2 separate regions of the Homo sapiens genome follow, and region 1 is linked to region 2. Evidence: chromatin contacts called from ENCODE Hi-C or POLR2A ChIA-PET data. All regions are on one chromosome and are shown on one strand. The core of a region is the stretch at or near the end of the contact, and the rest is flanking DNA. Distances in the headings are between cores, read along the strand shown. Region 1 has its middle 50 kb from the start of LINC02154. Region 2 has its middle 110 kb from the start of LINC02154.

The links. Hi-C counts contacts between places; a loop is a spot of excess contacts on that map. ChIA-PET counts read pairs that join two places held with the same protein, here RNA polymerase II (POLR2A). Pooled maps may share reads with other maps.
Region 1: a loop to region 2 is called in a pooled map, with 4 times the contacts of the local background. The contact joins two enhancer-like sites. A Hi-C loop is called at or near these places in 2 of 168 maps with a recorded cell type or tissue (both naive thymus-derived CD4-positive, alpha-beta T cell), 1 of 37 single-sample maps with no recorded cell type and 4 of 50 pooled maps. POLR2A ChIA-PET finds 5 or more read pairs at or near these places in 3 of 52 experiments (GM12878, WTC11 and activated T-cell).

The regions. Positions count from the first base shown.
Region 1 is chrX:13,250,417-13,255,916 of GRCh38, reverse strand. No RefSeq gene overlaps it. Among named protein-coding and RNA genes, the nearest start is that of LINC02154, 50 kb to the left of the region's middle. RefSeq lists an enhancer at 1,485-1,604. Within about 2 kb of position 1,681, at least 3 of the 41 ENCODE cell types and tissues checked have a DNase peak (open chromatin) inside an H3K27ac peak, as active enhancers do.
Region 2 is chrX:13,191,493-13,196,320 of GRCh38, reverse strand. No RefSeq gene overlaps it. Among named protein-coding and RNA genes, the nearest start is that of LINC02154, 110 kb to the left of the region's middle. Within about 2 kb of position 1,752, at least 5 of the 41 ENCODE cell types and tissues checked have a DNase peak (open chromatin) inside an H3K27ac peak, as active enhancers do.

The sequences.
Region 1 (5,500 bases), core at 432-2,931, 60 kb before region 2:
AATCCCAGCACTTTGGGAGGCCAAGGTGGGAAGATCATTTGAGGCCAGGAGTTTGAGACCAGCCTGGCCAATATGGTGAAACCCCATCTCTACTAAAAATACAAAAATTAGCTGGGTGTGGTGGCACACACCTGTAATTCCAGCTACTCGGGAGGCTGAGGCAGGAGAATCACTTGAACCCAAGAGGCAGATGTTGCAGTGAGCCAATGAGCCAAGATTGCACCACTGCACTCCAGCCTGAGCAGCAGAGTGAGACTTACTCCAAAAAAAAAAAAAAAGAATCCAGGTTTGAGATCTCAATTGCCAGCTCATCAGGGTGAGGAGGTTACTGGGTCCAAGAGTCCTAGAACTCAGGGGAGAGGAGTTGGGAAAATAGGTTTGGTAAGAAGACAGATAATATTTGAAGCTATAGAGAAGTGAGTGTAAATGGAAAAGAATTGAGAACTTTATACTCTTGGCAACTCTATAATTTCGAGCTCCATTTTCAACCCCACCCTGCCACAGATTAGAGGCAACACATTAGAAATGGAAGAGGCTAGCGGAGACTTAGACTAGCTTGATTTAGCAGGAAACCCAGTTAAGTTTGAATTTCACATAAATAGTGAATAATTTTTAACTAAGTATGCTTTGGACATACTCATTTTGTCTCGCAATCCTAAACGGAGACCAACACCAGGGAAAGACGGCAATGTTTGATGATCATGATGTGTGCCTTGAGACACAGCAGATGAAACAATGCTTGACACCTTCTTTGAGAAGATGGGCAAATGTGCAGCATGTTTGAAAATGTATTTCCAAAATGAGATGTGTGACAAAGAGTTAAACATCCCTACAACAACCACAACCACAACCACCCCTGAAGAGGAAGCCTCAACCTCCCAATCCTCTATGCTAGCTACAAAACTATAGCTGAATTTTCTGGGCAACTCCATAGGCCTAAGGGACAAGAAAGCACCTTAGCAGATAGAAGATGTGAGAGCCCATTATTATAACTGGACAAGAAACTCAAAAGCTACAGTAGCTTTTATTGTTATGGCACAAGACACTTTAGAAACAGTTGATTTAACAGTTACTTTATGTTTTGTAGGTGAAGAAACTAAGACCTTGTGATGAGGTGTGCAAACAGTGGAGCCAGATAAAACCCGGGTCTTTTGACTCCTAAGCATAAACTACTCCAGGATTCACCAAGTGTGGGACACAAAATGAGAACACATAGAATATCATGGCCCTTGAGTTAAGCTGTCCTGAAGAACCCTGCTAGGCCATGCATGCTGAGTCATGCAGAGGGGGCCCCCAGGTGGCTCAGGGCAGTGTTCATTGCCTAACCGGCACTGAAGTCCTGTACTTCAATATTTTATCATCCAGTCAGACATGCTGGTGCTTACGAGCTGAATACTGACCTTGTTCCCAACCTATCTTCTATCATGCCTTCTTTTTGTAGGGTCTTGTCTCCTCTTGTCACAAAAACATAGAAATTTCTTTCCAGCACAAACTACCTAAAAGGGAAGGATAAACCAGATTGTCTGCTCTCTTAAGCATTTGTAGACAGACAACTTTTAAATAGAAGTGCATGCATGAGGTTCTAAAAGCTGTACAGGAACAGCAAGTCCCAGCCAGAGATCCTTCTAGAAAGAGAAACTCAAACTCCTGCTGTGACTATCGAAAATGAGAGTGTGGGAGATTTGGCTGTTGAGAGAAAAGCTGGTATCTTTGCTTCAGGTGAAATCGCAAGATTATGAAGTAAACTTAAAATAATCATAGAGTTGCATCCTCTAGCCTGGCTGGTGAAGTATGTTGAGTGTAGATTTAAGGAAGAAAGCTATGGAGCACACTTTGAGTGGCAAGTGTCTAATGAGTGTAATGACTGCCTAGAATATTTCATTTGTATTATCCTTGAATACCTAATCTATGGACTACACATATCATTTGACCCTAATACAAGCCTGATTTTAAAAAAACATAACACATATTATGTCTAGACTACAATCAAGCTTAAAAGTTTTACAAATTCCCTGGTTTTACTGCCTGTAAGTATGTATTTCTAAAATCTCACTTTAGGGAAAGGAAACTGGCGGAGGTGGAGTGGGGAGTGAAGACAGGAGAGTGTCTTTCTCTGCTGTATAGGAAATGGTTTGGTTTAATCTGAAACCACAATCACCATTTTATTCCATGAATCCCCAGTGCTCCTAGAACACTAGATCTTTTTCTTTCCAGTGCCCCTTCCCTACTGCAGTGGAAACTCCACCTGATATTCTTACCACCACTCTTTGTTCTTCTGCTTACTTCTGCCCACCCCTATCGTGCCCAGTTTGCATCGTTTTGTTTTCTTGCTGGAAATAATGAACTTCCCATTTCCATGCTACAGGTTGATTCTCTTTCATTTCTCAGTAGCCTTCACTTCTGTGTGTCATGGTTGGTTGCTTTCCCCCTACCTCAGGGTGCCTCTCTACCCATTAGGGACTAGAGTTCAAGTTTAACACTTTGCCCTCACAGCTGTGTTTTGCTGCACTCGATGACATAATATTATACCACTGACCTAAGAGTGGAATGACTTTAGTGTGTATATCAGTCACCTATTGCTGCATAACAAATAATCCTAAAATATAACAACTTCAAACAACAATATTTATTACCTCACAGTTTCTATGGGACAGGAATCTGGGAGTGGCTTAGCTGGGTCCTCTGGCTCAGGTCTCTTAAGGTCTGTACGGAATCAAGGCTGGAATCAAGGTGTTGAGCAGGGGCTATAATCATCTCAAGGCTAAGCTGGGGGAGAAGACACTTCCAAGTTCATGCAAGTGGTTGTGGGCAGGATTCGCTTCCTCAAAGCCTGTTGGACTGAGGGCTCCATTCCTAGCTAGCTATTGGCCAGAAGACACCCTCTGTTTCTTGCTGCATGAGCCTTTCTGTAGAGCAGTTCCCAATATGATGGCCTGCTTCACCAGAGAGAACAAATGAGAAGAGTCAGAGAGAAAGCACAGCTGAAATAACATTCTTTAGAACTTAATCTTGAAAGTAATATCCCATGACTTGTGCCACATTCTGTTTGCCAATGTCAAGTTACTAGGTCCAGCCCACACTCAAAGTGGGGACTACACAAGGGCATGAACACTGGGAGCGGGGAATCGTGGGGGCCATTTTAGAAGGTGTCAACCACTGTGTAATGGTGCAACGTGGCATAAAATTTTTAAATTCACATGGATTTAAGCAGCAAAGTGTTTAGAGATCACTACTCTTTGCCAGTTTATTCCAAAACATCAAATCCACTCAGAACATGAGAAATCTAGGCTAGAACTGTGTGTATGAGATAACAAGTCCACCAGGACCCTGGCTCTGATTTGTACGCAGTGTGGGCCCAAGCTGATGTCCTTCCTGCCCTTTCTAGCAACCTCCCTATCATCACCTGCTGGCTTTTGCATTTCTCCTAGCCCTTTCAGACACCCACCTGCCCATCCATCTACCTTCCTACCACTACCAGCCCACTCCCTTGCTCCTAGTGTCTGCTCCACTTTCTGATGCCACATGCCTGGGGTCTCCCAAATGGTCAGTAGCCCAACTCTCTGGATATGGTCATCCAGCTATCTGAATGTCCCCTCATCCACTTAAGCTTGATCTAGTCAAAATTTCTGTTCTTTCCCAGTCTGGAAGGCTAGTTCCTAAGAACTTGCTTCTCCTACTCTGGTCCTTCGTATTACCTGATAACCTCTTGTTCTGACCCATGAAATGGACCCAGCTGTATGTTGAGTTACGGAGAATAGCCAATAACATCATGGAAAATAAATTTGTTAAATGGATTATGATTGGTTTTATGTAGATAAAAAACGGCAGCCAGGAGAGCCTTTTGGCTGAATTTTCCAATTTTTCTGCAGGGTTTTTTTTTTTGTTTTTTTTTTTTTTTTTTTTTAGATATGGATACAATTGAAAAGTTGGCTCCTGTATGTTTAGGGAAGCTGCTTAAGAAATTGTTGTGAAGCTACTGTCTCTGTGAAAATGAAGAGAGGAGGGTCATCAAAAGCTAAGAAGGAGACAAAGAAAAATGGCGACTAAATGCAATGTGGTGTCCTGGGTGGGATCCTGGAACAGAAAAATGACATTAGTGGAAAAACTGGTGACATTCAAATAAAGTCTGGGATTTAGTTAATTGTAGTGCACCAATGACAGTTTCTTAATTTTGACAAAGGTACTCAAGTCACGTAAGATGTTAACCATGGGGAAATTGGGTAAGGGGTTAAAAAAATAAACACTGAGGAGAAATTTGGATAATTTTTATGTTGTGAAGAAACCCTTCAAAAAAGCATAAGGATGTGGGTTTTGTTTTGTTTTGTTTTTAAGAGGATGTGATTCCAGGATCACTTCTGTTTCCTCCCCAGTCCAGATGCCATCTCTTAGGTCAAGACTGTGAGGCAAGCATTTTCCAAGGGAACCACATGCTCGGTGTCCACATTCTTCCTATCTCAGAATGGTTAGAAACAGATGTTTCCACACAAGAATTTCAGCACAGAGTCGGTTTCCCTGCTGAGAAACACACCCACGCTCATGTGTATTTGTTAATTTCTTCCCAACACATAGCTTTCGATTGTAGCAATAGTTTTCCAACCACAAACATATGAAGTCCTGGCCTCAGTGGCCTCCCAGAAGTGCATATTATTATCAGGAAAGCTTGGCCAGTCCCCTAGATGAAGAAAGATGTGAATTTCACTTCCTGACATTTTCAGTGTGAGTGAACCCAGGTAAGCATGTGTCCCTGACCTCAAATATGGTTTTTCCATTTATTTTGGATGGCCACTGCTGAAAAGTATCCTGCTGAAGGGGTAGGTCCAAATCAATCTGGTAAGCATATTGCAGAGGAACTAAAATGAACCCCTTTCTAGTGTGACCACCAGATCGTCAGAGAATGTGTTCAGCATGACATCTCCTAATTGTGGCTTTTTCCTGCAACTAGGGAGAGGCCAAGCATAGTTTTTTGAGGAGTGAAACTTCCAGCAGCAAACCGCTTGGATAATTACTCAAGGTTTTCCCTACAGTATTTTCTAAGGCAATGTGTAAGTATAATTAAGGCTGTTTGAACATGTATTCTCTCCGCAGGATAATAAGGATAATATGTAAGAATCTGTTGCTGATTTATGTGTTTGCTGTCTTCAAGAAAGACTGTGACAAGGCTTTTCAAATGGAGGATCTGATTTTTGCTCAAGACGGTGCCTGTTTTAAAAGTAGTTGTTTTACCACTATTAGAATATTATTTAAGGGCGGGGCACACCTGTGATCCCAGCACTTTGGGAGGCCGAGGTGGGCAGATCACCTGAGGTCAGGAGTTGAGACCAGCCTGGCCAACATGGTGAAACCCTGTCTGTACTAAAAATACAAAAATTAGCCGGGCATGGTGGCGTCTGCCTGTAGTCCCAGCTACTCAGGAGGCTGAGGCAGGAGAATTGCTTGAACCCAGGAGGTAGAGGTTGCAGTGAGCCGAGATTGTGCCATTGAACTCCAGCCTGGGGGATAG
Region 2 (4,828 bases), core at 503-3,002:
ACATTTGATCTACTGTGTGTTGGGCACTGAGGTACAATGATTTTTTTTTTTGTCTTAACTATAGCTCTTTTGTATGAAAGATCCTAACCCTCTAATACCAAGACAATTTCAGCTCTTTCAGTGAGCATCCTGGAACATTCAAATATTATTCTCTCCTAATAAGTTCAAAGAGGAGAAGGACAAGATGAAAAGATGAGGCTAGAAACTATCAAATTATAATTTTCAAGAAGTTAAAAACATAGTTATACCTACAATAAATGAACATGTTTTGAAGATTTATTTAACTCACAAATGAAGGAGCCAGTAGGATGGTATAGCTGGTCCAAAGGAGAATGCTTAATCCTTAAGCATTTATAGTCTCTGAAAGAAAGAATGCTGAAACAAGATCTCCAAGCTAGAGACAAAAATGCTTAATATCAGATGGGGCAGAAAACCCATAATACTTTTCTAATGGAAAGAAATCATCTACATCTCTATCTGACAAAATCTCCTTCCCATCTCTTTCAGTTTATCAATTTTTTACAAGTTGTCATCTAATTTTATAAAGTCTTGGGTCTAACCAAGTAAATAAGAAATCAAGTTTGCCTACATTAACTGTACCTTAGGTGGGCATGAAGATAATGTTCTAGTATGACATGGAAAGGGCACACTATAATCTTTCTATGATCTAAGTTTTGGAAAGTTTTTCTTAAAAGCAGATTCAATTGTGAAATACTTTTTAATACGACAACAACAATCGCATGGCTAGTATTTACTACTGGCTCCTTTCCAGGCACTCTATTGAGCACTTTACATACTTTACTTCATTTCCTTCTCCTCACTCGAACAGTAAGGGATGGGTGTATAATGATTCCCTCCAATTTTGGATGAGAAAATTAAGGCTCAGGTAAATTAAGTAAGCTCCCCAAGGTAACACATCCAGTAAAAGGTGTAGCCAGGATTTGAACTTGTGGTTTCTTACTCCAAAAACCTTTTTGTATTTCAAAAAGAGATTTTCTAAAATGTCTTTGCATCCACAATAGTGCCTTGAATGTAACATGTATTCAATATGTGTTTCTGGTGACTTAATTGAAATTTCAACCAATACAAGCCAAAAAAAAAATTAACAAATAATTTTTTAAAGTCTTCCCTTTTGAATTTCTGTACAATTTCTCCTTCCCCATAGAAAATTCTTCTCTTTAGCCAGATTCCTTCTCATTCCCTTTAGGTAAAGATGCATAAAATTATACAATGATTGTATCACTCCAAAATACTCTGCAAGTTGGGAGCATGTATGGACATAAATCACTCTTTATCACAAAGTGCTGGCAGTGGAAATGTACTGGCTCTTCTTGTCACGGGGGTTAATTTTGAAATTCCATCATCTCTTTCAGCAAGGTGTCTAAAAGTACTTCATGGACAACAATCATTCACTAGATCACTTGAGGAAGTGAGTGAATATAAACTTAAATTTTTTTTTTTTTACAGATGGCAGACCCAGATAAGCTAAACAAGCCCAGGGTCACAGAGCAAGGACTTGAAAGAATGCAGAAAAGAAAGCCAAAGTTTTTACTTGAAACTTAGAGTTTAACTATTGAACAATCCCTGCCAAAGTTGTTTTCTTCCGTTTTAATAAGTCCTTTCTTAAGGAAAAATAATGACTTAAAGACAGCTGGTTATAAATGGGCAGTGAGAAAACACTTCAGAAAAAAGAATATCTGAAACATGTTTGGCAGTGACAATTTTCTTGATTCAAACAGTGAGTGATATTTGTATTTCCACATGAGTGACCACGTTCAACAAGATGTAATTGCCAAACACCTGGCATGTGTCACATACTCTTAGCTAAAAACAGAGCCATGGGAATCAAGAGCCCATCTGTGATCATGTACTGGAGAAGGACTGAAGTTAATAATCAAAACGAGTCTGTCTAGATGTTCTTTTCCAAAAACTATGCACTTACACTTACAGATCTCTTTCCACTTAAATAGCTTGAGTGTGTGCAGGTGTTCTGCAAGACTTGTGTTGCCATTGTTGTCAAATTCAATCTTATCTTCAGAAGCAGCTTAGTAATGAGCCAAATGAACAATCTGATCATTCCATTTCATGGTGCACATCATGGGAACACCTGGGTTGTGTCCCAATAAACAGACATATGACAAAGGCAGGGCAATGGCGAGCATGGCACTGGCCCAATTTGTCCTTTCTTCAGAAAATTACAGAGCTTGTCTGTATTTGGAAAAGGCCTTGATATACAGGCCTGAGCTAGGGCAAGAGGGGACAAGGAGTGAAGAGGACAAAGAAGTAATGCAACAACATCAGAAGCTTCTCAATCAATCAGAGCAGATGGTTTTGGGGGCCACGCAAACTATTTCACAACTATTCAACTCTGCTGGTGTCAGGAGAAAGCAATCATAGATAACGCATAAACAAATGGGTGTGGCTGTGCCCTAATAAAACTTTATTTACAAGAAGAGATGGCTGGCTAAATTTTGCCTGCAGACTATAATTTGGCTACCACTGAGTTAGAGGAATAGACGTCCAAACATAGCTTCACCTTGAGCTTGAACATTAAAACTGCAGATGTCATGATCTGACCTGGGATTTTTTTTGCCCTCTCAACACATCACAGAAAGTAGGTGTTTTCAAAATCTTTTTTTTCACATGTAAGTAGATTTACACAAACTGAACACATCCATGTAACAAGCAGCCAGATTTCAAAATACAGAAAGAGCAATACCAGCCCCTCAGAAGTCCAACATTATGTCTGTGAGACTCATCCCTGTTGCTGTGTGTAGTTGGAACTCATTCAATGCTATTTCTGTATAGTGCTCCACTGTGTAAATATTCTATTTATTCATTCTATTGCAATGGACATTAGATAGTTTCCAGTTATTTTGCTATTATGAATAGTTCTGCTATAAAAAGTCTAATCCATGTCTTTCAGAAAATATGCAGTCATATGTCACTTAATGATAGGGATATGTTCTGAGAAATGCATTGTTAGGCAATTTCATCGTTGTGAGAACAACACAAAGCAGACTAACACAAACCTAGATGGTACACCCTACTATACACCTAGACCATATGCTAGAACCTGTTGCTCCTAGGCTACAAACCCGTACAGCATGTTCCTGTACTGAACACTGTGGGCAACTGTAACACAATCGTAAGTACTTATGTATCTAAACATATTTAAAGATAGAAAATGTACAGTAAAAATATGGTATCATAATCTTATGAGACCACAGTTGTATATGTGGCCTGTCACTGACCAAAACATCATAATGCAGTGCATGGCTATATGTACAAATATTGTTAGGTCCATATCTAAGAGTGGAGTGGCACTGCTGGGGCAGGTTTAGTAGACTGTTTTCTACACACTGTTTTCAAAAGTAGTTTGCTCAAGTGGTATATACCCCACTGTGGTATGTGAGAGTTCCATTTTCTCCACATCTTTTCTAAGCAGTATTTTTCATCTTTCTCATTACAGACATTCAGGTGGGTGTGCGGTGGCATCTCATTGATGTTTTTATTCATTTCCCTGATAGCTAATGAAGTTGAGCAACTTTCATTGAGATTATTGGCCATTTGGTTATTATTATTATTCTGTAAAGTGTCTCTTCAGGTCTTTTGCCTATTTCCCTATTGTGTTGTTTGTCTTTTTCTTGCTGATTTTAAGATTTCTTTTTCCGAATTCTAGTTGTATTGCTGTGTAACAGGTTGCTTAAAACAATAGTGTAACAATAAACATATATTCTCTCTCACATTTTCTGTAGGTCAGGAATTGGGGAACAGTTTGATTGGGCTGGTTCTGGCTTGTGATCTCAAGCCAGATGTCAGAGATTGTCAGATGTCAGCGGGGCCTATAGTCATCTAAAGACTTGACTGGGGCTGGTGGATCTACTTTCAAGATAATGCACTCACATGGCTTATAAGTTGGTGCTGGCTGGTAGGAGGCCTCAATTCCTTTCCTATGTGATTCTCTTCACAGGGCTGCTTAAGTGTCCTCATGACATAGTGGTTGGCTTCCCTAAGAGTAAGAAATCTAAGAGAGCAAGGCAGTAGGCACAATACCCTTTGTGTGTTAGACTACGAAGTCATATACCCTCATCTCCGCCATATTCCACTGGTCACACAGACCAGCCCTGATTCAATGTGGCACTACACATGAGCACAAATACCATGAGGGGAGAACCCTTGGAAGCCATATTAGTCATGGTTCTCCAGGGGACAGAACAAGTTTTTTATATATATATATATATATATATATATATATATATATATATATATACACACACACACACACACACACATATATGTATATATATGTATATATATTTATATATACATATATATTCATATATATGTGTATATGTATATATATATATACATATATATGTGTATATATATACATATATATGTATATATATATATACATATATATGTATATATATATACATATATATATGTATATATATATATACACATATATATATATGTATATGTATATATAAAGGGGTTGATTGGGGGAATTCGTTCATACGATCACAAAGGTGAAGTTCCACCATAGAGCGTCTGCAAGCTAGAGAACGAGAGAAGCCTAGTAGTGTGGCTCAGTCCAAGTCTGAAAGCCTCAGAGCCAGGGAAGCCAACAGTGTAACCCCCACTCTGAGGCTGAAGGTCAGAGAGGCCCAGGAGGCTCCTGGGGCAAGTCCCAGAGTCCAAAAGGCAAAGAACCTGGAGTCTGATGTCCAAGGGCAAGAAGAAAAAAATGGCATCCTGCTCCAGAAATGAGAGCGAGGGAGCAAGAGCCAGTCGAGTATCCCCCTTCTTCCACCTGCTTTGT